2 separate regions of the Homo sapiens genome follow, and region 2 is linked to region 1. A link is a contact called in ENCODE Hi-C data. All regions are on one chromosome and are shown on one strand. Each heading gives the region's core, a stretch centred on a gene start or an enhancer-like site at or near the end of the contact. The rest is flanking DNA. Distances are from core to core; before and after follow the strand shown. Region 1 overlaps SEC61G-DT (SEC61G divergent transcript). Region 2 holds the start of ZNF713 (zinc finger protein 713).

The links. A loop is a pair of places that touch in the nucleus more often than their neighbours do. Pooled maps may share reads with other maps.
Region 2: a loop to region 1 is called in a pooled map, with 4 times the contacts of the local background. The contact joins the promoter of ZNF713 here to the enhancer-like site in region 1. A Hi-C loop is called at or near these places in 1 of 168 maps with a recorded cell type or tissue (CD4-positive, alpha-beta T cell), 1 of 37 single-sample maps with no recorded cell type and 2 of 50 pooled maps.

The regions. Positions count from the first base shown.
Region 1 is chr7:54,772,489-54,775,588 of GRCh38, forward strand. The region is part of intron 1 of SEC61G-DT (SEC61G divergent transcript); the gene reads left to right. Among named protein-coding and RNA genes, the nearest start is that of SEC61G-DT, 15 kb to the left of the region's middle. RefSeq lists a silencer at 1,764-1,923. Within about 2 kb of position 1,428, at least 7 of the 41 ENCODE cell types and tissues checked have a DNase peak (open chromatin) inside an H3K27ac peak, as active enhancers do.
Region 2 is chr7:55,886,030-55,889,129 of GRCh38, forward strand. It overlaps ZNF713 (zinc finger protein 713), which reads left to right and starts at 1,427. Exons shown (of 7, transcript NM_182633.3): 1 at 1,427-1,651. RefSeq lists an enhancer at 1,118-1,457 and a silencer at 1,578-1,627.

The sequences.
Region 1 (3,100 bases), core at 178-2,677:
AACTAGGAAAAAAATAACGATATATATATGTGACAAGATACTTTTATAGAGCATCATATATAAAGAAATCTTATGATTCAATAATTAGAAGATAAATAACCCAATTTTATAAAGTGAGAGAAGCAAATGAATTAAACAGACTTTAACCAAAGAATATATACAAATAGCCAATAGCCACATGCAAAGATGCTCAGCATTATTAGTTAGCAGGAAAATGCAAATTAAACTCATCATGAGTCACCTCCACACACCCATTAGAATCAATGTTCAAAAGGATGATCATACCAGATATTGACAAGGACATGGCTCAGCCAGAGCTCTCACTGATTGCCGTGGGAATAGAAAATGGTGTAACTGGCCAGGCGCGGTGGCTCACACCTGTAATCCCAGCACTTTCGGAGGCCGAGGCAGGTGGATCACTTGAGGTCAGGAGTTCAAGATGAGCCTGGCTAACATGATGAAACCCTGTCTCTACCAAAAATACAAAAATTAGCCAGGTGTGGTGGCAGTCACCTGCAATCCCAGCTACTCGGAAGGCTGAGGCAGGAGAATTGCTTGAACCTGGGAGGTGGAGGTTGCAGTGAGGTGAGATCGTGCCACTGCACTCCAGCCTGGGCAACAGAGCAAGACTCCGTCTCAAAAAAAAAAAAAAGAAAAAAAGAAAAAAGAAAATGGTATAACTATTCTAGGAAATACTTTGGCTGTTTTTTTATAGTTAAATATCTACTTACTCTACCAGTAATTTGCTTCTAGGTATTTACCAAGAGAAATGAGAACATTTGTACACATTTGTTACACACATTTGCTCATAGCAATCTTAATAGTCAAAAACTGGAAGCAAGCCAGGTGCCCATCAACAGGAGACTGGGTCAATAAATTGGGGTATATTCATACAAGAGAATAGTACTGAGAAGGAAAAATGAATAAGATACTGTTAGATTTAACAAAATGAATAGATCTCAAAAGTGTTATGTTAAATGGAAAAAGCAAGTATTTACACAGACACAAAAGAGTACATGCTATATAATTCCTTTTAGATGAAATTCTTAAAAGTCAGAACGGACATAAAGCAGATCAGTGGTTGCCTGGACAAGAGCTGGGGTGAGCTTGCCTGTAAATAGGTACAAGGGTACTTTGGGAGGTGATGGAAATCTACATGTTGTGTTGAGGTTGACTGGGTGTATACATTCGCCAAAACCCCTTGAACTGATATAAAGGTGCAGTTTATTGAATATAAACTACACCTCCATGCAGTTTTTTAAGAAGAGTTTATGTGTATTTTCTCCTGTTTGAGCTTTGAAAGAACATTCCAAAGCTCCTAAATGCTTTGGAATCCCAAAGCTCCAAAAATGTTTTCTATTAGAAAACATTTAGAAGTGCTCAAAGTAGCAAAAGATTTGCCTAGTTTTATCGGAAGTATGGAGAAAAGACACAAGATGGCGGTGTTACTCAGAGAAAGCAAAAGTGTATGGCGTCTTTCTCAATAAAGTCTCATTTCACCTGGCAGTTCTTCACGTCATTGACACGATTGTCCTCAGTACTTTCTTCTCCAGGTGCTTATGGGAGTCTTCTCTAATATACTTAATTACTGTCTACACTCAATAACTACGTCACGGATCCTTTAAACATCTCAAGAGCTTTTGTTTTTCTGTTGTTGTTGCAAATAAAAGTGAAAAATGTAAATAGTTTGCAATCCAGTAATCTATTTCGTTATTAGGGAGACTCATGTCTACTGCGGTTTGTTACTCCATAATGGAAGCCCCTGAGAAGTCGCCTTACCTCTGGGAAGAGCGCTTTGCTTCCCAGAGAATCTGATTCGCATTTCAGGCAGTCAGCCACTGGAGGGCAGTGCAGAAGCGTGAATGCCCTCACCTGCTCGGAGGCGGGAAACCCTGCAGCAACTGCGTCTTCTAAGGGAGCCTAGGACCAGGTTATTAGCAGAGGGGAAAAGAAAATGAATCCATTCTGGAAACCATCCGTTTGATTCAGAATGTTTTGTGTAAGACAGTATTTCTTGGGCCAGGCACAGTGGCTCACGCCTGTAATCCCAGCACTTTGGGAGGCCCAGGCGAGCAGATCACTTGAGGTGAGGAGTTCAAGACCAGCCTTGCCAACGTGGTGAAACCCCTTCTCTACTAAAAATACAAAAATTAGCTGGGTGTGGTGGCATGTGCCTGTAATCCCAGCTACCCAGGAAGCTGAGGTAAGAGAATCGCTGGAACCCGGGAGGTGGAGGCTGCAGTGAGCCGAGATCATGCCACTGCACTCCAGCCTGGGCGACAGAGCAAGACTGTCTTTAAAAAAAAAAAAAAAAAAAAATTATTTCTTGGTAATTACAAAGTTGTGTCCATCAGACGAACTCTAGAACTCTACAGATAACTGTGGACTCTAGCCTCCATGTACAGAGCAGCTAAGTGCAGACTGGAGAGAGGGCAGGCAGGGGCCGGCCGAGGGCGGGGTCCTACAGGAGGAGGAGGTGCCGGTGAACCTCCCATTTCCACGACTTGTACTCTTGGGGCAGCCCCTGGTCTGTGCCACGTGGATGGTGAAAGCTCACATGGAGAACATCCCACTGCCTTGAAGAACCAGAGGACAAAGTTTAGGACAACCGCAGTCACTGGCTGGGGGGCGGTGTGGGGCAGGGATCGGGGACTGACAAACAGAAGAGCCGGGAGACAGGGAACCTCAGACCATGAGTAAAGGCTAACTTCCTAGCTGGGCCATGCATGGACCTGACAAGCTTCCCTCGCTAAGGCCCAACCCTGCAGCCCTGATGGCCCTGCTGCCCCACCCAGGTTCCACGCACTGTGGGGAGATAAGCGGAAGCTGGAAGAGGGAAACCCTGGGCTTACAGCCTGGTTCTGCTCCCAACCACTACTGCTAATGTCTTGAGCTTGTTACCAAAGCTCCCTGAGCTTTAGTTTGTTTTCCAGAGAAAAGATGAAACCAGACCTCTCTCCTAGGGCTGCTTTTGAGGACTACCAGGGATAATGTGTGCAAAGCGCCTGACACAGAGGGCTTCACTCTGTCATTAATTTGCTTCCCACCTCTTGTTTGTGGTTTCCCTGGAATCTTGTGACTAACTCCTGTTGCAGGAAGT
Region 2 (3,100 bases), core at 177-2,676, 1.1 Mb after region 1:
AATTTTGATGCTGAAGAACACTAACTCTGGGGCCTAGCACAGTGCTGATGCCTGTAATCCCAGCACCTTGGGGGGCCTGAGGAGTAAGAATCCCTTGAGCCCAGGAGTTCAAGACCAGCCTGGACAACATAGTGAGATCCCCATCTCTACAAAAAAGTTTTAAAAATTAGCAGGGCGCAGTGGCTCAGGGCTGCTGTAATCCTGGCTACTGGGGAGGCTGAGGCGGGAGGATGCTTGAGCCCAGGAGTTTGAAGCTGCACTGAGCCATGATGGCACCATTGCCCTCCAGCCTGGGTGACAGAACAAGGCCCTGTCTGAAAAACAAAACAAAATAAAACAAAAAAAACTAACTAACTCCGAACTCCAATTAAGCAAAATGTTACGCCTAAAAAAATTCCATTCTTTGGCCAGGCGCGATGGCTGAAGCCTGTAAACCCAGCACTTTGGGAGGCCGAGGCAGGGGGATCACGAGGTCAGGAGATCAAGACCATCCTGGCTAACACGGTGAAACCCCATCTCTACTAAAAATAAAAATAAAAAAAAAATTAGCTGGGCGTGGTGGTGGCCGCCTGTAGTCCCAGCTACTTGGGAGGCTGAGGCAGGAGAATGGCATGAACCCGGGAGGCGGAGCTTGCAGTAAGCGGAGATCTCACCACTGCACTCCAGCCTGGGCCACAGAGCAAGACTCCGTCTCAAAAAATAAATAAATAAATAAATAAAATAAAATTCCATTCTTCGCATCAGTAGCATATACTATATAATGATATAATGATATCATTATTGTATTTTTTTTTGAGATGGAGTCTTACTCTGCTGCCCAGGCTGGAGTGCAATGATGTGATCTCTGCTCACTGCAACCTCCCCGTCCCGAATTTAAGCGATTCTCCTGCCTCAGCCTCCGGAATAGCTGGGATTACAGGCGCCCGTCACCACGCCCAGCTAATATTTGTACGTTTATTAGAGACGGGGGTTTCACCATATTGGCCAGGCTGGTCTCGAACTCCTGACCTCAGGTGATCCACCAGCCTCAAGCTCCCAAAGTGCTGGGATTACACGCGTGAGCCACCGCGCCCGGCCAATAACATCATCATCATTATATTTTGAGTTTCATCAATATGAAATTGATGGGAAGGAGGGGTGATTCCAGGACTGAAAGGAAGGCTTGTGTCGTCACCATGGAGATGGACAGTCCAACGCTTCTAATTGGCAGGGACGAAGGGACGGGTCCTCGGCCCGTCCCCCTCGTTCCTCTAGGACCGGAAAATTCTGGGAAGGCTCGAGGCCGCGGTCCCCGGGGTCCGCATAGTCCCGATGAAAAACAGACCCGGGAAAGCTGGTGGGAGTCAGGAGCCCCGGCGATGAGGATTGCGATGAAGGAAGCAGGCTCGGAGCGCCGCCAGCGCATGCGTATTGGGGATCTGAGGCCAGCGTCTTGCGCCGCCATTGCGGGGAGGCTGTCCTCAGAGCAGGTCTGGCGCGCCGGTGGCTGGACCGGCCCCAGGAGCCCAGTCACCGGGCGTCATTGGCTCAGGCTGCGGGGCCCTCGGCACCTTCTCCCTCCCGGGTCCACCGCGGCGGCGGCGGCGGCGGCGGCGGCGGCGGCGGCGGCGTCAGGGGGCGGAGCCTGCCGAAGCGCCCTTTGTCTGCGGAGGTGAGTGCGCGCCGGGAGGAGGCGGAGGCGGGAGGCGGAGGCGGGGGGCGGAGGCGGGGGGCGGAGGCGGGGGGCGGAGGCGGGGGGCGGAGGCGGGGGGCGGAGGCGGGGGGCGGAGGCGGGGGGCGGCGGGCGGCGGGCGGCGGGCGGCGGGCGGCGGGCGGCGGCGGCGGCGGGCGGCGGGCGGCGGCGGCGGCGGCGGCGGCGGGCGGCGGCGGCGGCGGGAGGCGGCAGGTGGCGGGAGGGGCGGCCGCTGTCCCCGCTGTCCCCATTCCTGTCACCCGCCCCGTGTCCCTTTCAGATTTTTGGTCTTTTATAGGAAGGTCTTACCCGTTCCAATATTATAAACACATTGTCTTCTACTATCTGGGAATGACTCTGAGGCTGAAGAAAAACTTGCAGTTTATTTTTGGGCAAGCGTCCATAGGTGTCATTTTGGGGGAAAGTTTTTCCTCATCTCAGGATTATGCAAACGTTCGGCTTTATTTTCTTATAATACGTTTAAAGAATTTTTAAAATATTTTCTTTTTCTCCTTTTTATCTGTATTTCATTGAGTATGATATTTGTGGTAAGGGGTTAGGTAGAGATTACCTTTTTCTCTCATTGCCTTGCTGTTATCCGTTGAGTCACTTTTCCACGGAATTGCAGTGACACTTTTATTACATTTTGCAGGCGTGTGTATGCTCAGATGTGTTTCTGTTTATTTATGTTTTTGTTTTGAGACAGGATCTCACTTTATCACCCAGGCTGCAGTGCAGTGGCACCATCATGGCACACTGCAGCCTCAAACGCCTGGGCTCAAGAGCTCCTCCTTCCTCAGCCTCCTCAGTAGCTGGGACCACAGGTGTGCACCACCACGTGCGGCTTTTTGTTGTTGTTGTTGTTGTTAGCGACCAGGTCTCACCATGTTTCCCAGGCTGGTCTCTGAGCGCAAGTGATCCTCCCGCCTTGGCCTCTCAAAGTGCTGGGATTACAGGCATGAGCCACGGCGTTCGGCCAGCTGTTTCTAGATTCTGTCACTGCCCTGACAGTTTCTGCACTGAATACATATACGTACATACATACATAGATTTTTTTCATTTAAAATGTTTAGGCCGGTTGCGGTCCTGTAATCGCAGCACTTTGGGAGGCAGAGGCAGGAGGATCACTTGAGCTCATGAGTTCGAGACCAGCCTGGGAAACATGGCAAGACCCTGTTGCTACAAAAAAAACTAGAAAAATTAACCGGACTTGGTGGTGTGTGCCTGTAGTCCCCAGCCACTCAGGAGGCTGAGGTGGGAAGATGGCTTTGGCCCAGGAGATGAAGGTTGCAGTGAGCCAGTCACTGCACTCCAGCCTGGGCGACAGAATCAGACCTTGTCTCAAAAAATAAAATAAATGTTTTAAGCAAATCCCCCTTAATTGTGTCCTTTCATATAATGATTTTTTTTTTTTTTTGAGATGGAGTT